Linked DNA regions of Homo sapiens: region 2 is linked to region 1. Evidence: chromatin loops called from intact Hi-C (ENCODE). Cell type or tissue: prostate gland. All regions are shown on one strand. Each heading gives the region's core, and the rest is flanking DNA. Links, peaks and the distances in the headings are about the cores only. Region 1 holds the start of LOC124909409 (a long non-coding RNA gene). Region 2 holds the start of LINC02044 (long intergenic non-protein coding RNA 2044).

Region 1 (15,453 bases), core at 4,476-12,475:
GCTTTATATGCCAACCAGGGACACACCCAGGTTTTCTAAAACCTGAAATTTATACAGTTTCGGAGGCCCCAAAAAGAATGGAAAATGATACATACAAAGTTAGGGCCTTGTGAGGCTTCTGTCAGTGAGTGAAAGACGATGGAAGTTTAACTTCATTAGCTTCACAGTGATTCCATCTCTGGTGCCAACTCTAAGCCTAACTCCGTGTAAGATGTCACTCCTTTGAATTGGCAGGGATCCAGGCAAGCGCACAGAAAGGTAGCTGCTGTTTTCCTGTGCATTGAGAGCATGTGGGCCTCCCGGAAGCTCACCAGAGGGTGGTGCAGGGCACACCTCATCAGTGCAGAGAGTGCAGGCCCAGGGACCTCATATAGGGCAGAACAGCAGCCTGGAGGCCTCCCACGTGGCCATCTGTTCTAGGCACATGCTGTGTCCGCTGCTGAGCTTGAGACAAGACCCACCGTCCTGTCCCAGCACACACATTCTGACCCATCCCAATCGCAAAGTAACCGTGAAGGAAACCTCCCATCAGGCAGGTGTGGCAGCAGGCAGTCGCCTGGTGCTGTGTGCTGTGAGATGCTGGCCCTGAGGCCGGCCAGAGGGGAGAGAATCCCTGGCTGAGAACCCCTGGCTGTCCCCCTGGCCAAAGCCAGTGCACACAGAACTGGAGCTTGGATGTGGCACCTCCAGGTATCTACCTCCCTTTCCATCTTTGTGAGCCCTTCCATCAGTGATCCCCCATCCCCCAGCAGGTGGGCCCGGGCCTTACGGCGCACACGTAGCCTGTCGCTGGAGCCGGAGGTTTTCACTTCCTGGGTCACTGGGTTGTAGGCTGCACACTTGTACATGCCCTCGTCCTCCTGGCTGGCATTCACAATCTGGAGGTTCCCTGAGGGCATGATCAGGTAGTTACCTGTGGAAAGGGCAGGGCCAGGGGAAGATGGGATGGGTCCAGAATACTTCACTCTGCAGCTTCCACAAAGGAGAGGTGCACGGAGGGAGAGGAACAGGCTGGGCAGGCACTAGGAGCTGATGTCCACCTGAGTCCCCACAAGACAAAGCCTAAGATGCCGTTCTCCCCATAAAACCTTGCAACAAGCAGGACAGAGTGCCAGAGAGAAAAGGTAACTAACCAACCAGCTAACAGACTGGCTGACTGACTAACTGCCACAACTTAGTGCATAGGTCAATAGAAGAGCATTTTATACTTTAAAGGGAGCTAAGGGAGGCTAGAAAGGAAGCAGGATTTGGAATCAGCCATGGTCTCACACTCTGGGTCTGCTGGGTATTAGCTGTGTGATCTTGGGCAAGTTAATTAATCTCTCTGATACAGTTTCCTCATTTGTAAAAAGGCTTAATGTATGCTGCCTCAGGGCTATTGTAAGGATTGAGAGGCCCAGGCTGCACACATGAGAGATGAGATCATTCCTGCAAGCCTCCAGGAAGGAGGAAATTGATTTTGGAGCTTCCCATCATTCTCCCTTCCCAAATGATGAGCAAATCTTCCCACCAGTCATAGCCATCACTCGGAATCGCCTCATTATTGCATTTCTGCTACTTGGAGAGGAATATTCTGACTTTCAACCACTGTCCTCCCCATGAATGCCACTGAAATCCTTTCTTCCACATCAGGGGCCTGTTAGGCTCTGTCTGCTCCTGGTCCACAGGTGCCCTGGGATGGTGCCTCACGGGTGTTCAGATTCTGTAGCTAGGAGGCAGAGTCACAGCTCCTGGACACCCCAGCAACTCGGGTGGCATTTGGCTTCCTGGCAGGTAAAGCTATGGCCATCAGTGCTGAGCTTTGCCCTGGTGGCCCCTCCTGAGAGCCGTGCTGTTGCCAAGCCTGGTGCCTGCCTGCTGCTGGGCCACCCAGGTATGAGCTGCTTATTAGCAAGTGCCAGATGGAGTGGGAGAAACCCTTGGCCCTGGTGGGACAGGCAGGCCTCTCCCAGAGGCTGCTGCCAACCTTCTGCTGGGGACAGCAGGGATTAATGCTCTTCTTCCCCTAGTCTCCAGTTAGTTCTGAGTGGTTGGATTAGGTGTTTTACCTTTTTGAAAACAGTTTTCTGTATTCTCTAAGTTTTCTATAATGAACATATGTTCCTTTCATAACCAGAAAGAGTTGATAAAAACTCTTAAAATCTATAGAATATTTTTAAAGGTATATATATATATTTTTTTTCTTGAGACAGAGTCTCACTCTGTCACTCAGGCTAGAGTGCAGTGGCATGATCTTGGCTCACTACAACCTTAGCCTCCTGGACTCAAGCAGTTAAAAGGTGTACATTTTGAGCTGTGGAGTCAGGTCAAGTAAGGTCTACTTGGCCTTGAGTATGGGGTCAGTTGTGAAAAGAAGCTGTCTTTGACTTCGGGGACAACCCCTTCCCCTCTGGCATTCTGTGGACCAAGTCTTGGCTTCCCTAGACCTGCTGCCGTGTCTGTCCACTGTGGCTTGAGCATGGAGCTGTGACAGCTGAGATAACTGCATTTACTATGCAAACGGGGAGAGGGAAAAATGAAGTCCACTATAAAGATTGCTCTGCTGCATGGGGAAGAGCTCCACCTCCTGCCAAGGAACCCTGGGGCTCCATGAATGGGCTTATTAGGCAGCCTTCCTGTGTGTGCCTGGAGGCACAGAGCTTCCCCAGGCAGCATGCAGAACCATGTGCTGAGAGCCTGGATGGAACAGCAGCATCTCAGTAATATCTTCTGGAGCCTGAAAGGATAAAGAAATTCCTCATGCTAAGACAGAGGACTTCCATAATGGAAGCCACCTGCTTTGGGACCCTACAGGACCAAATATCAAGAAAGAACACATGACCAAGCATGGTGGCTCAAGCCTGTAATTTCAGCCAAAGCGGGAAGATTGCTTGAGCTCAGGAGTTCTAGACCAGCCTGGGCAACATAGCAAGACTGTCTCTGTAACAAATAAAATTAAAGTTAGCCAAGCATGGTGGCGTGTGCCTGTAGTCCTAGCTACTCAGATGGTTGAGGAAGGAGGATCTCTTGAGCCTTGGTGATGGAGGCTGCAGTGAGCTCTGATTGTGCCACTGCACTCCAGCTTGGGTGACAGAACAAGATCCTGTCTCTTAAAAGGAAAAAAAGGGGAGGAGGACAGCTGGCTAGCATGAGGACAGGGCTGCTGGCATGTTGAGGGGGGTTTGGGAGACAGCAGCAGCTGCCCTAGCTTTGTTGAGCAGCGAGCGGTTGGAGGAGGCCAGCTTCCCTTCTGGCCTCAGCCTTGGCCTCTGGGCTCCTGCCCACTCACCTCTGGAGGCCTCCAGCCACTCTTGTTTGACGCTGTACCGGACCTGGGCTTTGGGGTGGCTCTCAGGCAGGTGGCAGGCAATGACTGCTGTGTTTCCCTCATCCACTTCAATCACGTGCTGCACATCTAACTTGAAGTCCTGGAGATCTGTGAAGAGAAGGGAAGGTGCTGGTTGGAGGACAGCAGAGCAAAAGTGTGACATTTCAGGGTGGGCTTGTGCCTTGGTGTTGTCAGTCATGACAAAGCTCACACCTAGGGGGATATCAGGGGATCCTCCGAGTTCTTCCTCCAGCCCCTTGTTGTCTACAGGAGTTTGTAAGAATGTGGGGCCCTCATCACTGATGGGGTTCACTTTGTATATACAAGCTGGGGAAAGGTGCAGAGAGAATCCCATCAAGGGGTGCCTCTGGCTCAGACCATCTGTTACACTGAGATGTGGGGGCAAGTTGGCTCTGCTTACACCCCAGAAATGGGGGGGGGTCAAAGTACAAATGTCCTAGCAGAGCTGTCAGCAGGCTCAACTAATGGAGATGGAAGGGAACGATACAAGAGAATGCTCATGTCTTTTCTCCAAGTTGATTGAGAACAGCCTTCGGAGGCTGAGGCAGGAGAATGGCATGAACCCAGGAGGCAGAGCTTGCAGTGAGCCGAGATCGCGCCACTGCACGCTGGCCTGGGCGAAAAGAGCGAGACTATGTCTCAAAAAAAAAGAACAGCCTTCCCAGGTTCTCCTTAGGCATCCACGATGACAAGTAACAGGCCTGAGATTCCACTTGGTTGCCGGCCATGGTTATAACCAGAAGGCTGATTCTTGCTGCTCAGGAGCCACACCCCACTTCACGGAGGATCCTTCCTTGGGGCTGGGGGCAGGACTCTGGATACCCTAAGGGTTTTCTAAGACAAAGAGGAATCTGCCAGGACAACAGGCAGCACCCTAGGGTGGCTTAATGGCAGTGGACTATGGAGGAGCCAGGGTCCTAACATGAGACTGTGGTCTCTGGCAGCCCCATAGCCATCTCTCCTGGCTTGGCACCATGGGATCTAAACTGGGAGAGCATGGAGATTCATCTAGAATAAAAGCAGAATGTTTCCCAAACAATGCAAGAGTCCAAACAACAAATCTCTCTTTGTATGAGACAAATCACTCATGTTGCTGAGTAAAACAGGGACCACTTGCACAACAAAACTGCATGCATTCCAAGCTGGAAATCTGGTTTTCAGGATTATAGCTGAATTTAAGAGGAGAAATAAAACTAATGGAGTATAAGACAGATGGAAATATTTTACCCAGACACTCTCTTCTTAAAGGTACTCAGAAAGCCCTGAAGGCACCTTCTCCGAATACTGGCCACACCAAATTCTGCTCAGCTCCCGGGACTGACAGCATTGGGACTGACTGCAATTTCACTGCAAGACTGCACCTGCCTCTGCTGTTGTTTCCAGTGGAGACCCAGAGAGGGCTGGAATCAGGTTTCTCACAGAAGACAAGAGATAATGACCAAAAACAAACTGGTGTCACCCTAGGAGTGCCTGGTGATTAAGGTACTCAGTGAGGTCAGGAGGCTTCCCACGTAATGGAACTTCCCAGCAACTCTTAGTCAATTCAAGCCAACACAGGGGAGGAAGCCCTGTTGTTTCTGTGAAAGGATTGATGTCCCTTTGATTACAATATTAGACTATGAACTCTTTAGGGGCGTGGACCGAGTTTTGTTCCTGTCTGTGTCCCCTGAACCTAACCCAGGTCCTGGCCCAAGTACACACTTGGCAAGTGTTGAATGAATAAATGAATGAATGTTAATGAATGAACGAATGAATATCTTGGAAGCTGAGCCCCACGAGTTAGGTACAAGATGCCCATTATGCTGCCTAGAAACTCATAGTTGAACTCATAAATTCATAGTTGAAGTTGGTCTACATTTTGAACAAACAGACAAGAGCCTAGCATAACAAATGTTCTGTGAACATTATATCTAAGTGTGGCCAATGGAAGCTATTTTGCAAATACAATGTTTCTTGAGACGTTATGTGGGATCTGAAGAAAGAAGTGAAATGGGTCTAATAAATGTGCTGTAAGAAATACATGCTATTCAAGGAGTGATGTGTTAAAAACAGTGACAGGATGGATATTCCATTCTCCATGATGTGCTTATTTCACACTGCATGCCTGTATCAAAACATCTCATGTACCTGATAAATATACACACATACTATGTACCCACACACACACACAAAACTTAACAAAAAACAGAGATTGGCTGTCTGATTCCTTTCTATTGCCCCATTTCACTTTCCAGGCTGAACAAGCATGATGCCTGCGGGTCAAGGCGAGATCTCTCATAGATTCCTTCCTGTGGGTAAGTGTAGGGCCTCCTGGGCTTTTAAATAATGATTTCAAAATTATTTAATGTTTTGTGTGTGATATCTGAGCCTAACTAAACGATAAATTCCTGGTGAGAAGCCTATTAATTTTTCACTCTTCACCCCAACCCCAAGTTCTATTGCATAGTACTGAGGATACAGCAAATGCTTTCTAAATCCTTGCTAAATAAATACAGTTTGGAAGGCTGAGCCCAAGGCCAGCTTGATGGGTGTGCAACCTGCCTCTGCACTTGATGGGGTAACACCCAGTTTAATGCTCTGCTTTCATCATCTGAAAATTCTTAATAATGCTTCAACAAGGGACCCTACATTTTCATTTTGCATTTGGTCCCACAAATTATTTAGCCCAGTCCTGGCTGAGCCTCTCAGCCAAGATAGCTAATGAGTTTTCTCTCAGAGAAGAGGAAGGTTTGGACTATGGGAAAGGAATTGCTTGAGCTCAACATGTTCTAGCTAAACATCGGTAACTTTGTTTTCTGAAAGCAATTCACTTAAAAAATGCAAAGGCCTTAATCCTCCTTCAGGCCAGTGCGCCCTGTACCTGCCAAGTCAGGAGGCTCCCCACAAAGCGAGCTGTGAATGATTGTGAGCTGTGAGTGATTGTGAGCTCAGGGGCATCTGGAAAATTCCTCAGGCGCTGTGAAGCACTCTCCTCCATGGTCGAATAAGTCCCAAACTACTCCACCAAGAGGTTTCTTTTTTTTTTTTCCTCCTCCTTTTCTTCACCTCATTCCAAGGAAATTTGCCTTAAGCAAAGAATATACTTAAAGCTAGCAGATCATTTTGCAAGAAAGATGTAAGGAACTGAAAGGAGTTTGGCACCAGGATGCCATCTCCATCTTCATGGCCCCAGGCTCCTGCCCATTGTAATTGAGGGCTTATCCAGGCACGGAGGGAGCATGCACTCTGCCAGGCACCCACCTCAGCAACCCAGTGGTAGAAAACACTGTCTCTTTTAATCCCCTCTTGGCTCCTGCTGCACCCTCTGACAGCTGCTCAGTTGGAGACAGAAGGCTGTGCAGTGGGGGAGCATGAAGCTGGGCACTGGTCAGCCATGCGGCCAGACAGCCCCTCTGTTCTGATGCCAACATGTGCACAACAGCCTGTGCAGGCAGGACCGAGGGCACCCCAGCTGGACATCCAGCTCCCCACAAGGGGCGACTGGCAGGCGAGCCTTCCTGGCTTCAAAACAAATAAGCAGCAGTTCGGTCCTTGGCCCTGTCCCTCCTACCCTCTATCCCCCCTCCCCCCGTGCCTCCTAAGCTTAAGCCTTAGCTTAAACACTCCCAATTTGGCTGCTTGAGTAAAACTTGAGTTTCACTAAGGGATCAAAGGCAGAATAATGAAGTGATGAATGATCTGAAAATCAGAGGACCCCTTTCTCTAGTGTTTTTGGACAGGAAGGGGGCCAGGGAGGGGTGGGGAGTTCATGATCAATAAGAGCCTAACCAGCCATCAGATGGGGCAGATGCAGAGAGGAGCTCTAGCTGGCGCATATGAAGGAAACCAGCCTGTTCCCAGGCCCCTTTGTCTGCAAAGCTGGTTTCCTGGCCGAGTCCCTAGGCTGCTCAGTGTGCTTCACTGGAAATAAGGGACAGGCCCTTCAATTACAAATAGGGTTAGCAGGCCTCCGCTGCAGAAAGATGGATCAGGTTTCATGGGGAAATGGTTTGACAGGACACCTGCCCTTGCCTGTTGGCTGGTGTGTTTGAGAAATCCATTAGAGGAATGTTTTTGCAGCTTTAATCCTCTTACCTTCCCTCCCCTCGCACCCTTCTTTTGCATCCTCTCTTTGTGCATTTTCCAGCTACTTCATTAACTTGTCCGCATTAATCAAACGCTAGTAGACCCACTTTTGTTTCTCAGCTCCCAACAGGTCAGAAGTCCTGGTCTTTGGGGCCATCTCTGAGTTTACTGACCTTATTTACTTGTCACAGAGCTTTGTGATTTCTGAGAAAGCCCATGATATTTTAGGCTCCATATAGAACCCGGCCCAGTTCCTTCCTTCTGGGAGCTCAGTTTCCAAAGGGAATACGTACACTCTGATACATCACTTCTGTAGGCTGTCTGAACACAGAGGCTACAGGGATGTGTTCAGACACACATCATGTGATGTACTCTGTGTTCTCTTCACATTCAAAGGGCACATCAGGCACAGACCCTTTTGGCTATGGGAAAAACAGAAAGCAAATTAGACTGTCAAAGGTACATAGATGTGGCTGCCATCAGCAGATCACATGTGAAACCGCAAATTGGCACATTTTATCTTGAATGTCTCTTGAATTTCTTTCTCACCACCTTCTAGTCTCTATCTTTCCTTTATTAATAAAAGGCTTGGCAGAGCTATGAATTAAATTACAGTATTTGGTGTATGTTCATGCATTCTCATAACACAAATTGTCAAATATTAATTGTAAGCTTATCCCCCAATTTTCATGGACTTTACGTGTCCAACTACAGGATGTGTTGGGTCTCAGTTAAATGCCCCAGGTGTAATCCATAAACCTATCAATCACTTCCAAGGGAGTTATTCATTCAATCTTCTCCTGCATTCTCCTTTAAGCTGCAAATTGAAGTTCGATTCTGTTTGAAGTAAGAAGAGAAGTAAGACGCCACCATCCGCTGGATGCTTCATGGAGTTACCAATATCCCCATATCCATGAGCTCTGCTGAATGCTTAAAGAAACTTTGGCCTTTTACCCCTGCAGGTACTTCTCATGCACAGTCCTGTCCTACCCTCCTGCCTGTTCCTGGGGATCACAGGACAAGCCTGCATTCCTCTACAGAGGTCTGGATGGGATCCATTAGGTCACGGGGCACCGCATGGGGCTCATGTGGCAATGCTGCCAGGATGACTTAGCAGCCTCAGGGCCACTGGCAGGTTTCTGGACTGATGGATAATTCTATTCCCCAACTGTCACAACCTCCAAGCCTCAACTTGTCCCTGTGGCAGCTTGCTGCATCTGTGGCTAATGCTACAAGGCACAAAGGATTCTGCTCTACTGGAGCACTACTCAGTGGCATGCTGATCCTTTGGTCCTTCCCTGCACCTCAGTCCCTTTTTGAGAGACACCCGAGGTGCAGGAGAAGTAAAGTCACTAAGAGTTTTCTCTGGTTGAGCTTCTGGCTCATGGCTATCAGACAGACTTGGCTGTAGAGTCTGAGAAGACAAAGGGTCCCTGACACTCCTCACTATGTTGCCCCTGGACAATATGGGGGCTCTCCTGTGTCCCAAACTGCTTCATTGATGGACAAAAAGTCCCAACACAATTCTCAACCCCCAAGTCACTTGAGGGACCATAGCTTGGCATGACCCCAAGGTTATTCCTCTGAAATAAAATGATCTGCAAGTGAAACGCCATGGCAGTTTTCTGCTGAGGATGTGGGACAACTACAGAAACAGAAGGCTGGAGCCTCATTGTGCTCTCATGAGGTCAGAAAGCCTGGCACCTGGTGAGTGGTTGGGGTTTACTGTGGGCTGGGCAGGCATCTCAGAAGCCATGCATTTGGGGTAGTGACTAAGTATTTTAGCCCTGGCACATAGACCCCCTGCAGCCCACAAAGCGGGACAAAACCAGCATTTGGTAAAATACCATCCCTCTGGTCATCATTGAGTCATTCATTTAGCAAGCCAGGTGCTGCAGAATTGTCTATTATGCCAAGCACTGCAGAAAATACAAAGAAGAAAAGACATAGCTCCTAACCACAGGGAGCTTTCAATCACATAGACAAGGCAGGACACAATAATTCACAAGCGTGGTGTTCTCCAGCGTAGTCCTCACCACCTCCACCAGCACTCCAGCCTAAGTCAACACTGTAATCTACAGAGACACTTAGAAACACAGTTGGCAGAGTGAGTACTGCTCCTCCCTTTGCAGGCAGGGAGACTGGATAAATATGTTTGCTGTCTTTGGGATTTTTTTCTGCCTGTCCAATTGCACAAATAATTTTGGCTCCCAAGCTCTCTCCTGACAACCATGGAAACATGACATGAAATTTCTCAAACACACTTTCTGATGAAAGCAAGGCATGCTCTTTTTTATTTAAAGAAAACAGTTTCCATGGGGAGGAAGAAGAAGAATTAAAAAAAAAAACAAACCTTTGTAGATGCCAAGCACATTAGTTGTTAAATCTTGTTTCTTTCTTTTCCTTTCAGTTGAGGTGGGATTTACACCCAGATTTGAGCAGTGGAAGAAAGCTGGGATTGGGGAAGAGATGAAAGAGACTGGGGGATGAGGGCTGAAAATCAAAGTCAAGACAGGAGAGAGAAATCTGGGGGTGGGCAGGAGGGGAAAGCAGGCCAGAAGGGAGGAGTGGGAGAGGAAGAAGGAGAGAGACTAAAAAGAACCTATTTTGCAATGTCATTAAATGATTTGCAATGAATTGGCCTGAGGCTTCAGGAATTTCTTGGCTTGAACCAATTAAAAATACTTCATTTTTAAAAAAGACATAAGAGAACGAGAAATGCGATTAATCCTCAAAGACAAGTCAAGGATGGAGCCATGTCTCCACTGGGTCTGGCAGCCAGATGAACACAGATGTCTGGTCTGTAGACCATCTCATCTACCCGACTTCAGGGCCGCTCTGAGGTAGGGCTGGTTAGCAGAACTGGGGAGTTTCTTTTGGACTAGATGAAGGAATGAAATAGTTAGAAAAAAAATATACTGAAGAAAGAGCAGAAGGAAAAAAAGATTTACTTGCCAGCAACCCACATCACACATATTTCTCTGATCAACCAAATACAAACTATAAACTTAGCAGTGGGAAAATTAATGTGAGTCCTGGTGGTCTGGACTCATCAGAGCCAGAGCTGGATCCTGGCACAGGCTTTGGAAGGGCTGGCAGCCTGTGCAAGAAGAGAGGGAGGAGAGAAAGCGGAGGCTGAGGAGCTGAGAGAAAGAATGGGGATGAGCACTTTGGTGTGGCTGTGATGAACAGAACTCCAGGTGGGAGAGACGGGGCAGTGGGGCCTGCTTTTTCTTCCCACACACCTGGAAACTGCATACTCCCATCAGCCTCGGTGGCACCAATCCCATCCACCCACTCCAAAATGCCCCTTGAGGTATATGTGAGGACAGTGGTCCCCAACCTTTTTGGCATCAGGGACGGGTTTCATGGAAGACAATTTTTCCATGGACCATGGGTGGGGAGACTGGGGGGGATGGTTTTGGGATAAAACTGTTCCACCTCAAATCAATAGACATTAGTTAGATTCTCATAAGGGGCGCACAACCTCCTAAATCCCTCGCATGCACAGTTCACAGTAGGGTTCACCCTCTAATGGTGAACCCTATTCTATTGAATGGTGAAAACCTGTTCTGTTCTGTTCTGTTCTGTTCTGTTCTTTCTGTTCTGTTCTGTTCTGTTCTGTTCTGTTCTGTTCTGTTCTGTTCTGTTCTATTCTATTCTAATAGAATCTAATGCCACTGCTGATCTGACAGGAGGTGGTGTTCAGATGGTAATGCTTGCTGGTCCACCGCTCACCTCCTGCTGTGTGACCCTGTTCCTAACAGGCCATGCACCACCATGGAACGGTACTGGTCTGCTGCCTGGGGGTTGGGGACCCCTGTGTTAGGTCATGGAGCCAAATTCACTGGCATCTCCCTGAGGTTCCAGAATTTCCTCCAAACATCTCAGTTTCTTTCCAATGTTGTTTTATGCTTCTGACATTCATCAATTTTTCTAAGTCTTTCTTGAATCCATTTGTATCTTCAACCTCTTTGTATCCTGAGTCCCTGCTTTATCCTTTCTTATATACTTCTTGAAAACTTTAAATATATCAGAATTTGAAAAGGAAATTCAGAAATTGTTAATTTACCCTGTGTATGCCCTTTTTCATCTTCTAGACCTCAAACATGTTTTATCTGGGAGTCTTCCTCTTTCATGACATTCACAGAAGGCCTATGGTGTGCCAGGCCCCGTGGACAGCACTGTGGACACAGATGCATAATAACAGTTCCTACCCTCCAGATAGAGAGGCAAGAAAGGGCTGTGGAAGCAAACCCAAGGTACTAAGGAAGCCGGGAAGAGAACCTACTCTAGACTTGGAAGTTGAAGGGGTCAAGAAACATTCCTAGAGAAGATACCTGAGTCTTGAAAACTGAGAAGGAATTAGTAACCCAACAGAGGTGGGAACTTTCTGAGGACGGAGATGGAGAGGAAGATGCTGCCAGCTGAGGGACCACCATTCTGAAAGCTAGGAGAAAGTGCGCGATGGAAAGTGGGCCTGAGGGAAAGGCTGTAAGCACCTCACTATTAATCACAATTCTCCCTATAGGAAAATAAATGCTGTTTCTACTTCAGCAAGTTTTTTTCCTTTTGTTTACATTTTTTCTCATTATGAAGTGATCATCCTTTAATTTGGATGTGAACACTACGTCTATTTGCAGGACAGACTCACTGTTCTATAGAGCTCAAGATTATTACCAGACTCCAAAAATGGCTGAAAGTCTAAAAACAAAGTCAAAGTAGAAATTGCTCAACTTTTCCACACACACACGAGAAACAGGGGATGCTGAGGTGTGAAGCTGTTTTTAAAAAATGAGGGAACCAAGGACTCATTTGCTCTCTTGGTTTTCTTTTTTGTTCTAAAGAAAGCATCTTGCACCATGCTCCTTAAAGGAGTCCAGTGATTTCAAGCCGGCAAATCAATCTTTCCCTTGGCTTCTGGTGCAAAAGGCTCCTCAAACTGTGTTTTGGCTCACTGAATCAACATACTACACAGCCCTTCCCTTTTCTCTTAGCTTAGAAAATGAACCCAGTATTGTATTTAAGCATTTGGCTGTGAGTGCAAAGAATGAATTGAGGACAAGGGTGGAGTGGGTTAAGAGTCCTTAAGGGTGTCCTTGGTAGAAGATGCACTATGAACCTGAGGTCTGTTTGGTAAATAGTGACCTCTGATAAATATAGAATGGGACTCCTGGCTGTTTGGGGCAGACATTTGCTGCCAAGATGCTCTGAGCAGAACTTACACCACGGATCTGTCTGGGTACTTGCACCAGGGCTAATAGGACTAGTGTAGCCAATGCCATTTGAAGATTTCACCAGAATATCAGGGATAATTCTAGTGAGCTATTAATTTCTGCCTGCATCCAGTAGAAAACAGAAAGCGTTGATGTAACTTTGTCCTAAAGCTATAAGGTATTCCTTATTCATTTCCTATTAAGATGCTCAAGTTGCTCAGGCACCTTTTAGATCTCAGCCATCTTTCAATAATTTTCTTGCCCAAGTGTCAAAGTAAAATACACATAACTTATGGTATGGAACAACTAAATTTCAAGCTGGCTCTCCTTTTCCAACTCCATTCCCCTGTGTGGAGCTGTCTCTGTCTCTCCCAGCCAAAGCAGGCTCACACTCTGCCCCAGCTGCAAATCTCCTTCCCCTCCTGGGGCAGCTTAGGAAGCCACCTGTGTTTTCTTTCCCTACAACCCTTCTCACTGCCATCCCTTCATCCCAAAGCAAAAAGCTTGTACAGGATTCCCTGATGCCCAAGCCAACACATAAATGTTTTTCCAATTTGGAGCGAATGGCTCCTCCTGTTTTGTCAGGGAGTCACTGGCTAACTGAACCAGACGGGGGCGGAAGTGGGGAGTACTGGAAAAAACACTCTAAGTTTCTTTCTTAATCAGAAAATGTTCATACCCAAAGAGAAAAGAGATGAGAAACAGTTAAGAAATGGGGTGAGCGGGGAACAGGATGGAGAGAGAGAGACAATCACCTGGTGGCTAGATTAAGAATTCGATTGAGCTCACCATGGAAATATCTCACTATGGAAATAAAACTTTCTATGGCAGTATCGGTGCCATCCGAGAAACTGAACTGGGCCTAGGTCTGAATACACAATGTTAAGAGCTGAATTTGGTTTTTAAAGGTCTGAGAAAGGTATGTGAGGACTCAGAAATTAAAAATCAAGGTTGTCTTGTACACATTCTTCAAGGCTCAACTGCTGAGTCTTCCGCAATCCCCTGAAATGGAAATGAATCCTTGCTAGCCTCCGAGCTCCCATTAAAATCTGTTCACATTTCTGGCGGGCAACTCATGGGGCTGGCTTGCTTTATGACTAATGTGTTAACAAAGTCCACCTTCTCCATTAGACTGAGAGATGTTCAATGGCCAGGACCAGATCTTACTGTGCTCTGTTAGAAATTCTAAATGTTCCCAATTCTTAGGGCACCAACCTCCAAAACATCCAAATATAGGAGTCAGCACTGGAGAATGAGTGCTTTGCTGTTTTTCAAGTGGGACTCATGAATTTTGGTCTTGCCTTATTTAATAGAAGCCTTTAGAAATAGAATGCATTAAGTTGTAAGGTATTGAGGACAAAATTAAATTAAAGAGGTAGATTGTTAATTGTAGTAAGAAAATATATTCTGGGAAGAAAATTATAATGACTGTTGGAAATGAAAGATAAATTATTTTATTAATTGAGTTCTTGCTTGCTTGTTTCTTCTCTCATCCTCTCCACCCCTACACTTCACAGAGGAGTTGAGAAAAAAAAATCTTGAGAAAAAATCAAGACATAGGTTTTATATATATATTTAAAAATCAAGACTAGGGGAAAATTAGGAAAGGATAGTCTTAATAAGATAGCCCAAATTAAACCACAATTTTGCTCTGAGACACCTGTGGCCAAAGAGAATCCAAACAATATGCCTCTGCCAAGGTGAGAGGACTTCATGAAGCTGTTTCTGCAACCAGTGAATGCATCTCTGGTAGGGGCTGGGGCAACAGGGTCTCTGTGTCTGCATCTTCCAATGGTCAGCTCCACCCAAGGTTGAAATCCAAAGCATCCAGAGGTTTGAATGGAGCTCATGGCTCCATAAAGGTTAAGGAATAACCATTGTCCTGGCAGCGTGGAAACATCTCCGTCTAAAGGTGCCATTAATGATTCTGGGAGCTGGACTTAGGGAGAATCTAATTTCTTCACATTGTCTCCAAAGAGACATATTCCAAAAGAACTCCAGGCAGGTGGTGTATTTCAGGTGGACAGTAGGGGACTGTGATGGTTAATTTCATGTGTCAACTTTGCTAGACAATCTTTTACTTTGAGAAAATAATTACCCTCCCTAGTGGGGATAGGCCTCATTTGATCATTGAGGGTATTAATAGCAAAGACATGTTTTCCAGAGAAGAACACAACACAGAAAATATGCCTGAGTTTCCTGCTTTTACCCTAAGACTGCAATATCAATTCTTACCTGAATCTACAGCCTGCATGAGCTAACTCTTTAAAATAAATCTTTGTATAATATATAATTATACATATACAAAATTAAATATATTATACATATATATATACACACACACACACATATATGTATTATTGGTTCTGCTTCTCTGGAGAACCCTAATACAGAGATAAAGGAAGCTAGAAATATTTTAAGAAAGAAATCGCTACAATGGTCCTTAATGGACTATGGACTATTCTAGTTCACAGTCAGAACCTAGGTGACCTTAGTGAAGTGTGTGATGGGAATTAGCGGTTAGGGGAGCTGAGCAAAGAGACATAGCTTCTGTTTGTAAGATTCACCATGCTGAAGGCCAGGGTCAGCCCAGCCTGTCAGTGCAAAACAACAGCTGTCTGTATACGGCAGCAGTTGAGTGGGCAGCAGTGAACCCACAGGAGCATCAGTGAGCAGCTCTGCGGGCTACACTGACAATGCACCATGACACCGTGGCTGCTCCTGAAGGCGGCTGGGGTGGGAATCTGAGTTAGAGAGCACATGTATATAAGGAACTAAGAAAGTCACAGGAATGGGTTAGTTCTCTCTTTATAAGAAGCCAGCCCTCTATTGGTTCTGGTTATG
Region 2 (15,453 bases), core at 4,400-12,399, 95 kb after region 1:
CTAAACTCTATTTCTGTTTTTCTAACTGCCTATTGCCATCTTCACTTGAATATTTCATTCGCTCTTGACTCTCAAAATGAGAAAAACTGACTTTACCTTTGTCTTCAAATTTGCTCAGTCTCCTTAATCCCAAATGTTTATAAATAACCACCTCCTCTAAGGTGGTTTGGCCTATGGCTAGAATTCTAAAAGACCCTTCATTTTCCCCCTAAATTCAGCTTTTTGCTACATCTCACTTTAATTCCCAAGCAGATGCATCTAGGACGAAGCAGAGCCAGAATTTTGACCCATATTGTTTGTTGCCACAGCTATGTTTTAATCACCTCTGTACAGGTGATACTGGATCAAAGCAGCCCCCGGGGGATGACCTCGGGCATTGAGGCCTGAGGGTTTATCTCCCCTTCCCCACAGGGAAACTGAGGCCCCAATATGTTCTTTCCATAGACCCTACTTTCTATTGAGCTCTTGCCTCTCCAAATGCAGGCTGCTGAGCACCCATCCCCACCCCCTGAAGTCCTGCCCAGTGTTCTGTCTTTGGCAAAATTTGCCAGGCCTGCTGGATAGCTCTTAGGGGCACTCTGTAGAAAGGAGAGGTATACTAGGCTCAGTGTTGGGGGAATAAACAGCTCTTGTGAGCAGTTAGGATCAAGGTGAATCCAGCCAGATGGAGTCCCTGGATGTTTCTTTTCTTGGGTTCTGCCAAGCAGCAATCACAAAGAGCAACCACGCAGTACAGCTTCAATGAGTTCCTACAGGAGGAATGGGGAGAATAGGCTTGGGCTAGGAGGGAGAGAGGAAACCTTAAGCACAAAACGTGTTTAAAAGCCTCAACAGCCACTTCTTTGCCTGGAGAAGTGATTATTCCTAATAAGGACATAGCAGTTCCTGTTTACAATTGCTCCAAACATCCCTCACACCACAAACCATTGCAAAATACATGCCAAGGCCCAGCAGCCTTTTCTGTTTAAAACTTCTCTGCCTTTACAGCTGGTTAGGTCCACAGCCTTGCTGGTTTCTGGCCTCTGTTCCCTTATAGAATAGGCACATTCTTTACACCTCTCTTAGACCAGGTTCTCTGCTGGATGAGATGGAAAGCATCTTGCAAGCAGGAGTACTCTCTTTTCCTTCTTTTGTGTTTTCCCGCATGTCTCCCATTACAGGCTGAAGCACATAAACAGTGGACTCTGTGGACTGACTGGTGAGATCGTTAGCATTTATTCAGATGTCAGGTAACCAAAGACAGAAATTCTTCAACATGCAAGGCACGCAATTCTTAAGGATGGCCTCTAAAGGGAAATTACACAATTCAAATCCAAGTGCTTCATATTTCTGTGAGAAATGTTTCCTGGCTGGTTCTGTCACGCATTCGGAGGTAGAGTCAGCATAGATGAGAGATTTCAGCTATAGAAAGGAGAAAAAAGTATTCTTTCTCTAGCAGTTGGGGAAACCTTGCTTATTTCTGAATCACTGAACAAACATTTTTAAAGGATCTACCAATATAAAATAATACTATTTCTATAACAGTTGTTTTCAGATAACTGGATTCTTGACTACTACTCCCTTCTTTTCCCTTCCCCTTCTTCTCATCCTCTTTATCTCCTTCAAAGTGATCGAGCTCCAACCCTAAAGACTAGGGATGTTTAAAAGTACCTTTGATTACACTGAAGAACAGGAAGCTGTTCCAGCATCCTCTGTGATAGAAGCTTGGGCTCTGGAGTCAGCCAGGCCTAGTGATGCCAGCTCTGCAGCTAATTAGCTCTGGGACCTTGGGCAAGGTATCAGAATTTTTTATCTCCAGTCTAGAAATTAAAGTAGTTACCTCACAGAGTGAGGATTAAATGATACTGTATGTTAACTGCTTAGCATATTTAGCATTACAATGATCAATGAATGATGGCTATTTTTTATTAATGCCATTGCCTAATCTAACAAGAACTTGTCTAGAAACCTTATCCATCTGGAACTCAGTCAAAAACTAGACAGGAAATCAAAAGAACAAAGGTGTCTGAGCAGCTAAAACTAGTGCCTGTGAGTTAAAACAAAGATACTTTTTTTGGCCGGGTGCAGTGGCTCACGCCTATAATCCCAGCACTTTGGGAGGCCGAGGATGGTGGATCACTTTAAGTCAGAGTTCAAGACCAGCCTGGCCAACATGATGAAACCCCCTCTCTACTAAAAATACAAAAATTAGCCATGCGTGGTGGTGCACACCTGTAATCCCAGCTATTCAGGAGACTGAGGCATGAGAATCGCTTGAACCCGGGAGGCGGAGGTTAGAGTGAGCTGAGATTGCGCCACTGCATTCTAGCCTGTGCAACAGAGTGAGACTCCATCTCAAACAAACAAACAAACAAACACAAAACACTTTATTGACCATATGTGATCCTTATTTGGAGCCTATATAATATGGTATATAGAACTAGATCAAACTCACAGCAGGTGAAGAGGCAGCAAATTAAATAGGGAAGCACCCTGAGAGCATTAATGAGTGAGAGCTGAGTTCTGATGATTGGTAACCAGCACTACAAAAATAAGGGTGTTTAGAATAGGACAATTTATTGAATGTCCACCGGGTGATGAATACCCAGTTTGAGTGTATTGGGCATATTGTTTAATTTAATCCTCACAACAATCCTCTGCAGTATGTATTTTTAATCCCTGATATTATAAAGGTAGATACAGAGTTTAAGAAATGTTTCACAGAGTTTAAGAAATGCGTCCCAAAGCTGGGAAGGGGATTTGACCTCAGAGTCAGCCTGGATTTAAAGCCTCCATATTTCTGTTGCTGCATAGTCTCTCCTATATGGCTTTACATAGATCTCCCCTCCTTCTTCTCTTCCCCTCCCTTCCCTTCCTTTCCCTTCCCTTCCCTGCCCTGCCCCGGCCTGCTCTGGCCTACCTTGCCTTGCTCTCCCCTCCCCTCCCCTCCCCTCCCCTCCCTTCTCCTCCCCTCTCCTTCCTTCCTTCCTTCCTTCCCCTACTTACCTACTTGATAACTGAAACAGAAAATTTTAACTTTTTATTTTGAATAATTTTAGATTCATGAGAGGCTGCAGAAATAATTCCTATATACCCTTCTACAGCTTTCCCTAATTATACAATCTTACATAAGTAAAGTTTATTATCAAGGTGAGGAAATTAACATTGGTATAGTGCTATTAACTAGACTACAGCCCTTATTTGGATCACCAGTTTCTGCATGCACTCACTTCTCATGGAACTTATAGTCTAGTATTTCTCTTATTATAGCAGAGTTTGTAATGAGCAGTCCTCAAGTGAAATTCACCTTTAAGAAGTTAAGAAAAATATATATAACTTTGGGAGAGATTTTATTCCAAATTATTGAAATAAAAAAGTTTTGTCACTTAACAAGATAAACCCTTTGTTATCTGGAACATTTATCTCCTCAAAATAATGAATATTCCAAAGCATTCTAGATGGCCAGAGGGGATAGTGTATGATTTCTTTTCAGAAAATGATGAGATTGAACTCAAGATGGATTAAAGTCTAAAGGTAAAACCCAAAATATTAAAACCCTGGAAGACAACCTAGGCAATAACATCCTGGACATAAGAATTAGCAAGATTTCATGACAAAGACACCAAAAGCAGTCACGACAAAAGTAAAAATTAACAAATGGGTTATAATTAAACTTAAGAGCTTCTGCGCAGCAAAGGAAACTATGAAGAGAGTAAACAGACAACCTACAGAACGGGAGAAAATATTTGCAAACTACACATCCGACAAAGGTCTAATATACAGCATCTATAAGAAACTTAAACAAATTTACAAGAGAAAAACAACCCCATTGAAAATGTGGGCAAGGACATGAACAGACACTTTCCAAAAGAAGACATACATGCAGCCAAGAAGCATACGAATAAAAAGCTCTATATCACTGATCATTAGAGAAATGCAAATCAAAACCGCAATGAGATACCATCTCATACCAGTCAGGATGGCTATTATTAAAAAGTCAAAAAAAAAAAAAAAAAAAACAGATGCTGTCGAGGTTGCTGAGAAAAGGGAACAGGTATACACTGTTGGTGGGAGTGTAAATTAGTTCAATCATTGTGGAGAGCAGTAAGGCGATTCCTCAAAGAGCTAAAAGCAGAACTACCATTTGACTCAGCAATCCTGTTACTGGGTATATACCCAGAGGACCATAAATCATTCTATAATAAAGACACATGCACAGGAATGTTCATTGCAGCACTATTTACAATAGCAAATACATGGAATCAACCTAAATGCCCATCAATGACAGATTACATAAAGAAAATGTGGTACATATACTTCATAGAATACTACGCAGCCATAAAAAAGAACAAGATCATGTCTTTTGCAGGAACGTGGATGGAGCTGGAGGCTATTATCCTTAGCAAACTAACACAGGAACAGATGTATGTTCTGTTCAAACTTACAAGTGGGAGCTAAATTATGAGAACTCATAAACACAAAGAAGGGAACAATAGACACTCAGGTCTACTTGAGGGTAGAGGATGGGAGAGGGAGAGGAGCAGATAAAAATAATTATTGGATATTGGGCTTAATACCTGGGTAATGAAATAATCTGTATAACGAACCCCTGTAACGTGAGTTTACCTATAACAACAAACCTTCACATGTATCCCCAAACCTTAAATAAAAGTTAAAAAAAGAAAATGATGAGATTGTCCAAATGCTTAGTGATATGAAAATCTCATAAGGAATCTGGTCCACTGGACATAATGGCTCACACCTGTAATCCTAGCAACTCCGAAGGCTGAGGTAGGAGGATTGCTTGAGCCCAAAAATTCAAGACCAGCCTGGATAACATCATGAGGTCCCCATCTCTAAAATAAAATTTAAAAAAACAAAAAACAAAAAACACAAAACAAAATAGTCAATTATGGTGGCACAGGCCTGTAGTCCCAGGTACTTGGGAGGCTCAGATGGGAGCATCACTTTAGCCCAGGAGTTTGAGGCTGCAGTGATTCATGATCGCATCACTGCACTCTAGCCGAGGTGACAGAGCAAGATTCTATCTCAAAAAAAAAAAAAAAAAAAAAAAAGGGAGAATCTGGTCCATGCTCAAGGTGTCCACGTTTAGCCGTGGAGGGGGTGTCCCACCACATTGTTCTTCACTTTCCCGAACGCATCAGGATGCCATATTACACAGTGTGGGTGGAATATTTGTAAGTTTGGCTATCTTCTCAATTCATTCCATGTGTGCCATAGAATTTAAGTGCTATAGTCAGGCGTTTCTGAATACAGTTTTCCATATGTAGATTTACCACTACCCACTGAAGCACACACATCTGATCCAGTTTATTGGGGTGTGAGATTACTTTTTTCTTTCATTTTGAACATATTTACAGTGATTAGAAATTAGACAGAGAGATGTGCTAGTTCTGATGTAGGCGAACTCAGGCCGGAGAGCCAGTTGTCTCTGCTGGTCTCTGATGGGCACACCCGCCAGAACTTAACCTCCTCGTGAAGGGCTTTCATAATCTCTCATCCCATTCTGCTTTTCTTTTTGCTGCTGGTATATGAACTTTCCAGGCAGCCATTTTTTTCCTCCTAAAATGTACCAAGAAAGGCCTCCCTCTTCCCATTTAACAGGGTTATCCCACCAGACTTAGTAGGTAGGCTCCGAAGACCCCGTTATCTTCACATTCAACTGCCTTTCTCCTTTTGCACTCTCCATTTTTGCTGTATCCTCACCATCCTCTGGGACGCTGAGACTTGAAACTTGAATGGGTCCTTAATGTTGCCTTTTCTTTTGCCCCTCACGTCTGCTCAGGGTTGAGTGCTGTCTGTCCCATCTCTTCCTCATGTCTCCTTCTGTCCTGTTGTTTCCTTTGGCACTCTCTTGAATCTAGGGCAGACAGGAGGGAAGCTGGTCATTCTTTGCCAGACTGCGAACTGTGAGGCTGGGGACTGAAATGTTCTCCACCACTGTGGCTCTGAGACAATGGCTGTGTCACGCTTGACAGGCCCTCAGTGAAGTTCTACTGAATGGTTAACTCGGATGCTGAGTATCATGACTGGGGACTCACTGTCCAGGCAGAGCTCTGCTCGTCTCAGGCTGAGCTCCAAGGCAGCAGAGGAGGGAGGACAGTGGGGAGGCCTGGGGAAGGTGGGCCTCCTTGCACTGCCACTTCCTACCACTTGCTTAAGCCACTGCTCCCTGCCCTGCAGCTGCCTCTTGTTCTCCTCTTACCTCAAACCTCATATCCATACCTTGGAAGAGGTGAGCCTATTGTCTGGGACTAGGAAGTCATGGATCCAGACTTCCTGTTACTTATCTCAGCAACGTGCAGTCACTTCCCATTCAACAATCACGCATTGAGCTTAGGCACACTGCAATTCTTCTTCCATCAGAATCTCTTACCTTCTCTATTGCTCACTTGCTCTGGACTCATTGTGTTCATATAGGATAGTTCTATACAAACATTATGTATGTGTGTATGTGTGCATATCAGGATTGCTTTGAAACTCACCCACTCCACCCATTACACAATTTCACCTACGCGTGAATCAACTCAGAGACCAAAGTGGTGGCTCTCAGTTTTCAGGGACAATTTCAGACAGGGCCTTAACAGACAGTATGGGACATCCCACATTTCCTGCCTCGTGCCTCACCCTGAGATCAATCAGATCATTGCAAGTCTATTTCACAGAATGAAATACTTGAGCTGCATTGTGGTAGATTTTCATTGCCAGGTACTTCTTTTGAACTTCAAAAGTTGTCTCTAACACCCTGGAATTTATGTCTTATCTGCTTAAGAAGATAATCAGGCCACAGTCACACACTTTGCAGAAATACACATTGAACATGCATCTGGGGTATTTGTAAAATATGCTTGGGAGCCTGCAGACAGATGAAGTTTTGTCACTGTCAGGTATTAAAGGGTCACAGAATCAAATCAAGTGCAGAAGCCTGAACCTGCCATGCCTGAGACTTCCATCTGCGATTCACTGGAGAGATGAGGGATATGAGCTTGTGCTGTGCTGGTGCTGAACCCCTCAAGCCCTGTGAAATTAGAATGCTGGAAAGGCCCTCACGTCTCTTTGTTTTAAAAGCCGTGTGTTTTTGGAAAAGCACAACTTTCTGTTTTTTTCCTGAAAGCAAGATTTTTAAATTTCCAAATTATGCTCATAAAGTTTCTCAGATGTCAAACAGGTTTTCATAATAATTATTTTTGATGATTTAAGGGTAAGTAAATAAAAAGCATATGGATTAAATGTCCCTTAAAATATGCATGTTTTAATATTATGGGGTATGGGGGTAGTGCTTGACGAAAGCACTTTGCATTTCACACAGCCCTGATGTTTGAAAAATAGGGCATTTGATGAGTTCTAAACAAGACCAGGTTCTCCTATCTTTGGCAGAACTCTGTGAGCCAGTTTTCTGTCTTTCCAAGAGAAACGGTCTGCCCAATCCTGGGGAACAACAGCCCCCACCCCTGCAAGTAAAGCTTGGCAAACGTGAGCCGTCGTTCTCAGTTGAGAAAACAGGAGTGAAGTAATGGCCACAGCCCGCAGTTACCCCTCTGGAGTGGCCTGATTTATAACTGCCTTGGGAGCCTCACGGTATTACATCGCTTGATTTTGTACACACATAATGTCTTAGCCTTCCCACCCCACAATGTGTTAGGTGGTATTAAAGGTTTTCCACTGGGGCATATAAAATCTTGGCTTTTATCCAAGCCAAAATCCAGCCACCCCTTGAGCATTATAATTGAAGTCTAAATAGAACTTGGCATCATTCTAGGGTCTCTCAATCAATCAACTAACATTAAATGCCTGCTAGAGCAAGCCCTTACTATGATGGGGAGTGAGAGGAAGGGAGAAAAAAGGACATTAAAAAAAGTTCAGAAACACAGAAGACAAAGTCCCAGTTTCAAGCAACTAATGATCTGCTTGAGGGGCTAAGATAAGACACAGGGGAAATGATGAAATGCCACCAGGCAGGTATGGATAAGGGAGGCTGGACTGGGAAGGCTCTCTGAAATAGGAGTAACTTTTGATGGGCCTTAGGGATTGAGCTGGTTCATTCACTTGTGAAAATTCACTTGTGAAATATTTACTGAACACCTACTATATGCAACATACTGGGCTAGTACTGAGGATACAAAGGAGAGCCAGACAGGCCTGGTCCTTGCCTTTGGGCAGCTTGCCTCTGAGTTGGGAAGATAGGCATCAAACAGCTAATTATATCATTCAACCTTCCTTATAATTGTGAGTGCTCCAAAGAAGAAGATCAGGGTACTTGACCAAAGTTAAATGTCTTAAATTTTCCTAGACCCTTAAAGTGTGCTTCACCAATCAGCTTGATATAAAGGCAGAATCTCAGGCACCTCTCCAGTCCTAGTCAATCAGAATCTGCATTTTTAGCTCAATGCCAGGTGATTCTTTTGTACATTAAATTTTTAGAAACAGTACCAAGATAGAATTTTGCAAGACAGCAGAGGACTCCCGGATCACACATGTGTTAGAATATCTGGATTAAATGAATCAGACACCCCTTTTCCTGGATGATATTTATACACCTGAATTGTGTGTTAAGGAGCCTGTGTTGCTTGCGTAGATGCTGAAGAGTGGCCGAGGTAAGTTAACATGCCTCTCAACTTTGCATTATCCATTTGTATCTTATTTTCAGTTATATGTCTACTGGGTCAGGATCCTTTCACGCTCCAAAAGTAGGAGATCTATTCTGTTTGGCATCAATATTTCCCTGTGCCTCCCTCCCTACACTCTCAGTGCTGGCTAATGCTTTCCAGATGAGGTGTGAGCTGCTGCTAATTGTACCCGGATCAGTCTTGATTTGTGTTTCAGTCAGCAAGGCACCTCACTAATGGGTCTGAAACTTGGCAGCAGGCCTGGGACCAGTGTCAAAGGAAACAGATCCGAAAGGCACACCGAGAATGGCAAGGAGACAGGGAGTCGACAGAGAAAGATTTGCAGGATGAAAGGAGGGGGAGGAATCAAAGGGACAGGAGAAAACAGGAGAGCCTTTGGGGAAAAAGCAACAGAGAAACAGACCTGGGAAAGCCGGGGCTGTGGAGGAAAGGGGAGAGGGGCAAACAAAGGAAAAGGCCGGGAGGCAAAGGGAAAAGGAGCAATGCATCTGTATCTCTGAGAGGAGGAAAAAGAGAAGGCAAGATGATCAGGCTGTGTTTTGTGATGTGATCCTGAACGCTGATAATGCCTGTGGTTGCTCACAGAGAAATCCTATGTGGGGAGTGTCAGTCCCATTCCCATCTGCAGGCAGAAATCTGATGCCTCTCGCCTTTTCTCTCTGGCCTCCAGCTTTCCGATGGCTTGGCAGGGAACGCTGAACTCTGACAGCAGCCAGTGAGTGAAGGCTCAAGTTCTAAGCCTGACAGAGTTAAGGGACTCAGACACACCTTGGCTTTATGAGCTGAGGCCCGAGGCAGGGCCTCTGCTGGCTTGAGCTCCTGGAGCCAGCCTTCCTGGAATCGAGCTGGAAAGAGGCCTTCTTAGGGGAAGCTGAGAACTGAGGCCCAAGGCCTTTCTGAATTGGACACATTCACTGTACTTATTTTTTTTAATCTCCTCTATAAGAGGGGGGAAATCCACTTGCCAATATGAATTCCAAATTGTTTAAGTAGGGGAGAACCCATATATGCATGCAAATTTGTGCAGGCAAGCAGAGAGTGAAAGAAACAGGGAAACAGACTGAGGTTACCAGTGGACGGGCTAAACATTGCCTAGGACAATAGCAAAGCAGTGGCACTACCTACCCAGGCTCCCAGCAAGAAACAAATAAGCAAGCTTTGGTTTTGGAGGAAAAGTTGACACCTCAACAAATAACATTAATGTTCAAGCAAAAACTTGTACACAAATGTTTATGGTAGCACTATTCGTAATAGCCAAAAGATGAAAAAAACTCAGATGACCATCAACTGATAAATGGATAAACAAAATGTGGCATACACATATAGTAGAATATTATTTGGCCATAAAAAGGAATGAAGTACTAATACAGGCAATGATAGAGATGAATCTTGAGAGCATTATTCTAAGTGAAAGAGGCCAAACACAAAATGCCACATATTGTATGATTCTATTCATATGAAGTACTCAGAAATGGCAAATCCCCATAGTGACAGTACACAGCTCAGTTGTTGCCAGTGGGTCGGGGGAGGGAGGAATGGGGAGTGATTGCTTAATGTGCACGGGGTTTCCCTTTGGAGCAATGAAAAAGTTCTGGAACTAGATAGTGATGGTTTTGTCACATTGTGAATGTACTCAATGCCCCTGAATTTTACAGCTTAAAACGGTAAATTTCACTCTCTGTGTATTTTACCACAATAAAAACATTTTTTAAAAAGGATTGAAATAATCATTATTGTGAATATCTGAAAAAAATGTGGTCTATCCTAAACTTGATTTATAATTAAATACTGCTTTTATTTGTATTCATATTCAGAGAGTCGTTATAATATTGTAATGTCTCCAACTGTTTTAATATGACCCTGAAGGGGAATGAGAATAAGAAGTTCTAAATAAGAAAGGAAAAAAAGCGATGGAAATAGTAGGGGAAAAGACAAAGAAAGTCAGCTATCTATAGGGTAGGAAATCAGAGTAGGGATGACCTGCTAAAGAAAGGTGGCCAGATGAAGTGGGAGCAAATTAGCTTATGGTGCTTTGCCTAGGGGAGAAAGAAACTTCAGACACAAAGAAAGAGAATAAGGCAAGTCTCTGAGTGGGCCAAACAGCATGGAAAGGAAACTAGAATAAACTGAAAGAGGTCTTCAAAACAAAATAACAAAAAAAGACCAAAAAAACCCAAAAAACAAAAAACAAAAAAAACCCTCCAATTCTTCTTTTATTTCCTGTGAGATGAGTTCTTAAAGCTTATCTTAAATGCCATAGATCTGGGGCTAGGATCTGTGGGTGGGAGTAAGATATTTCCTCTCTGCAAGATGGGGGCCATTCTCCACCAGTAACGGGTCTCACTGCCCTGTTGTCTCCAGCCTGGGAAGTGATGAAGCAGAGGACAGAAGAGCCCCAGTCAGGGATGCAGTGGAGAGCTGTGCATTAAGCTGGCAGTTGGGTAAGATCATTTCTGAAATCTTTTCCAATCCTGTGTTTCTGTGTGTAAATGATTCTAAGCCATGTGCAGGTGCCTGAAAAAAGCGGGGCGTCGGTCAGTGGTTCAGGAGATCAATGTATGAATGTTTACTACATACATGTGCTCTAATTCAAAGGGGATTTGTTGGAATCACATACTGGCCCTTCCCTGTAGAGTGGCTGATGGGAAGACTGAGGTTGAGACTGTAAGTTTCTGACATTATATCCAGTTGTTTGGAATGTAAGAATTTTTAAAAATGTTTTAAATTTGAAAATATATATTAAAAAGATGAAATTAAAATCACTCATATTCTTATCACTTTCATGAGTCTATGCATATTTGCCTATGCTTAGAACACACGCACAAGCACGCACACACACATGATCATATGAACATGCTGTTTTTTTTTTTTTTTACTTTAAGTTCTGGGATACATGTGCAGAACGTGCATGTTTGTTACATAGGTATACATGTGCCTTGGTGGTTTGCTGCACCTAACAACCCATCATCTAGGTTTTAAGCTCCGCATGCATTAGGTATTTGTCCTAATGCTCTTCCTCCCCTTGCCCCCCACCCCTCTACAGGCCCAGTTGTGTGATGTTCCCCTCCTTGTGTCCATGTGTTCTCATTGTTCAACTCCCACTTATGAGTGAGAACATGTGGTGTTTGGTTTTCTGTCCCTGTGTTAGTTTGCTGAGAATGATGGCTTCTGCTTCATCCATATCCCTGCAAAGGACATGATCTCATTCTTTTTTATGGCTGCATAGTATTCCATGGTGTATATATGGCACATTTTCTTTATCCAGTCTATCATTGATGGGCATTTGGGTTGGCTCCAAGTCTTTGCTATTGTAAATAGTGCTGCAGTAAACATACGTGTGCTTGTGTCTTTATAGTAGAATGATTTATAATCCTTTGGGTATATACCCAGTAATGGGATTGCTGGGTCAAATGGTATTTCTGGTTCTAGAACCTCGAGGAATCACCAAACTGTCTTCCACAGTGGTTGAAGTAATTTACACTTCCACCAACAATGTAAAAGCATTCTTGTTTCTGCACAGCCTCGCCTAGGCTATTTCATTTGAACAACTTTCTGGTTATTAAATAGTCTTTAACAACACTATGACTTTGGTGTGTGTGTGTTTAAGAAATTTATGATAAAAACAAAACATACAAACAACAGAACTGCCTGTATTTTTTAAGGCTTCAAGGTGATTTCTGTGAAATAAATCAGCTTCTGGGGTCTGGGTTCCTCCTGTGGGCATGTCTGCTAGTGCATTTGAATCTTATGAGAAGTTTTCCAGACTGAACCTATGAATGCTTTAGACAAATCTTGTTCTTTAACCGTATGGAGAGTTGGGGGGGATGTCTCACTTCCTATGTGAGGAAGAAACTTGGGAAGATCTGCCGTTAGTTTGTCCCAGGTGGAAGAAAATGGTCATAGCAGGTCTCCTTTTAGGTTCTGTTAAGCAGAGGCCTGGTCTATGAGATGTTGAGAGGAAGAATTCAGAGATGAGGAAATAGAAGCAGTTTCCTGAATGTTCTATCAGCAGCCACTTACTGGTTCATATGGTACAACTCAAGTAGGGGCGAACACAGCCCCTACCTACAAGGTCACAGTTGTAGCCACCAGCATAGAGATGAGGAAGGCTTTGCTCAAGTGGCCTGAGATTTGCAGCGTTTGTTTATGTCTTTTGCCCAGAACTGCACAGTTGGTGGTTGAAAGGGCACAACTGTTTTCCCTGTAATTGGGAGCGTGGGGGGCACAGTCTGTTCACAGGTTAGGAGGTCAGTCCAGCACTGGAAAATCACACAAGGCATTAGAGTGGCTTCCAGGCCCTCTAATAATCTGATGAGCGTGTGATCTTCCAGTGGCCTCTCATCTCAGAATAAATTCCTAAATCCTTACTACGTTCTGCAAGACCCTATGTGACCTACATCGTGCATCTGCTTGCCCCAACCTCTGTGACCTTATCTCCTATGATGCCACCCTCACTCACTATTTCCAGCCACAGGGGTCTCCCTGTGGCACCTCACACACCCAGCACACTCCTGCCTCTGGCATTATTGTTATCTTAGCCTTGGAAGCGCTTCCCCTCAATGTTTGCACAACTCACTCCCTCACTTCATTCCAGTTCTGCTCAAATGTCACATCATTACCACCAAGTCATTCTTAGACCACCCTATCTAAAATAGCATCCTCCCTCCATCATTTAATTATCTAGCTAGCCTCTTCCCTGGCTTGATTAGCAATGATTGCCACTGTTACACACATATATATCTTGTTTATCATCTTATTATAAATGTAATACATCTTGTTTATCATCTGTCTCTCACACTAGAATATGGATACTCTGAGAGCAAGGACTTTGTCTTGTTCACTGCTATACCCCTGGCACCTTAACAGTATCTGGCACATAAGGTTCAGTGAACAGTGGTTAAACGAATGAATGGCCATTCTTTCCTTTCCTGCTGGCTGATTAACTTTACCTTTCAGTCTAAAACTTAGAGTAGGGATGTCCTGCTAAAGAAAGGTGGCCAGATGAAGTGGGAGCAAATAAGCCATTTCTCGTATGGCCCTTGGTCTCTTCTTGCGCTCAAGCCTCAAGTTGCCACCATGGTTTCAGGTAGAAACTGTCTTCAAACCATCTGAATCTTAACTCAGAGGACATCAGAGGGATCTATCTGTACAATTTCCCCTAGATATAAGTTACCCATTCAGACACAGCCTCCTGCTCAGCTTTCCTGAGTCTCCCAACTTCCAAAACCTTCCTCTATCCTTCAGCCCCCATTTCTAACTCTACATCAAGATTCTATGTCCGTGATACAGTCCATGACTTGACGTGATCTGTCCTCCTGGCACTCAAATTTATTCTGATCTCTGTGGCTACCCCTCAGTCTATTCTTCCGGACCTCTCGTATCTCCACCATCCACCTGCGTAGAGCCTAAGCCCTGAGAGATCTAATGATTGAGGATAATATCCTTAGAGTGACCTACCACATATTCCCATATCTCCACCATCCACCTGCCTAGAACCTAAGCCCAGAGAGATCTAATGATTGAGGATAATATCCTTAGAGTGGCTTACCACATGTGATTCCATGTTAGTAGAGCTTCTGAGCCACTCCTCTCAGTTTAGAATTTTGTGTAGGCAGAACATTGTCTCAAGATGCCCTAAAAAGTAAAATCAAAGGACAAATCTTTAAAGCCTGAGTGGTGCTCCTTGGCAGAAAGCCGAGATGCTCTGTAACAATGTGTGGGTTCATAAGTGGCCAGCTTTTCTGCTCTTCTGATGCTGTAAGAACACCAGAGGCTGTCGCTTCTGAAAACTTAGAAGCTGACATCATCAGAATTGCTGTTCCTGACTGGTGGGTTCTTTCTGATCTCTAGGACGGCAGCTTTTCCCACGTCAGGTAGTTGCCTGGGACACTGGCCTCATCTGAAGGAGGACTCTGGGCCCCATGAGGCTGGGGGGCTAAGGCTGGGGAAGAGAGGAGGACAGAAGAGGCAGGATGGCTGTAACTAGTTATAATTGCCTCCCTACACACATGTCTAAGCTTGGTGCCCACTCAAACACTGCTCAGTCAAGGAGTATACATGTTGACTGAGTGACTCTCCCTCCCCTTTCTCACTGCACTACACTGGGAGATTTTTTTAAAAGCTATAATGAATTTTGCTATATCTCCCATGTCATAATTAGTACCTATGAGGGCAAACAATAACAATGACATGATGGAGACAGGCAGCACCTAGCTGTCTAGCAGAAGACACAATGCTATGCTATGCAGAGGTGAAAAAATTAAAATATTCATGCACACATGTCATTAAAGCATTTTAGCATTCTCGTTTCACATACACCTGACCTGTGGCACTTTGGGCATGTTCATTTGCCTACTGCAGACAAATAGCTGGGGTGTATAGCAGAATAAGGCCAAGTGCTCTTGCATGGTGACACAACTGGGAAGGAAAAGGATTTGAATCCAGATTCTTACTGCCACACACCTCCCTCTCCCCACAACATCAGCATTGATACCTGATCATTTGCTAACTTGCAATCATATAAGAAAAACAAATGTTGATTGACATTCAAGATAATGTATAATTAGAAGATATCAAAGAACATCTCTCCTATCAGAAGGTCTTTCTAAGTATAAAACAAAACCTAGAAATCAGAATGAAAAGATGAATAAATTTGACTAAATATAAAAGAAACATCTCTGCAAGGTAAAAATCCTTGGTGGCCTGTAATCTCAGCAGTTTGTGAGGTTGAGGCAGGAGGATAGCTTGAGCCCAGGAGTTCAAGACTAGCCTGGCCAACATAGGAAGACACTATCTCTAAAAAATAAATAAATAAATAAGAAAGAAA

Evidence for each region. A loop is a pair of places that touch in the nucleus more often than their neighbours do. Peaks named below come from ENCODE experiments on the same cell type or tissue, not always from the same donor. Only the 100,000 strongest peaks of a DNase experiment are listed, where the experiment ranks them.
Region 2: it touches region 1 in a loop (2.0-fold over the local background); 3 of 110 quality-filtered maps call a loop at or near these places.

The regions. Positions count from the first base shown.
Region 1 is chr3:113,256,261-113,271,713 of GRCh38, reverse strand. BOC (BOC cell adhesion associated, oncogene regulated) reads right to left here. Exons shown (of 20, transcript NM_001378074.1): 5 at 3,269-3,415; 6 at 770-913. It overlaps LOC124909409 (a long non-coding RNA gene), which reads left to right and starts at 3,415. Exons shown (of 2, transcript XR_007096006.1): 1 at 3,415-5,622; 2 at 8,211-11,949. RefSeq lists an enhancer at 6,046-6,664. In prostate gland, for the core only: no CTCF peak of the experiment used is centred there; DNase peaks (open chromatin) are centred at 7,273, 8,513 and 9,473; H3K27ac peaks cover 673 bases.
Region 2 is chr3:113,160,742-113,176,194 of GRCh38, reverse strand. NEPRO-AS1 (NEPRO antisense RNA 1) reads right to left here. Exons shown (of 3, transcript NR_186663.1): 2 at 14,176-14,261. LINC02044 (long intergenic non-protein coding RNA 2044) reads left to right here and starts at 8,464. Exons shown (of 4, transcript NR_110823.1): 1 at 8,464-8,594; 2 at 10,989-11,068. In prostate gland, for the core only: no CTCF peak of the experiment used is centred there; DNase peaks (open chromatin) are centred at 8,884 and 9,354; H3K27ac peaks cover 1,803 bases.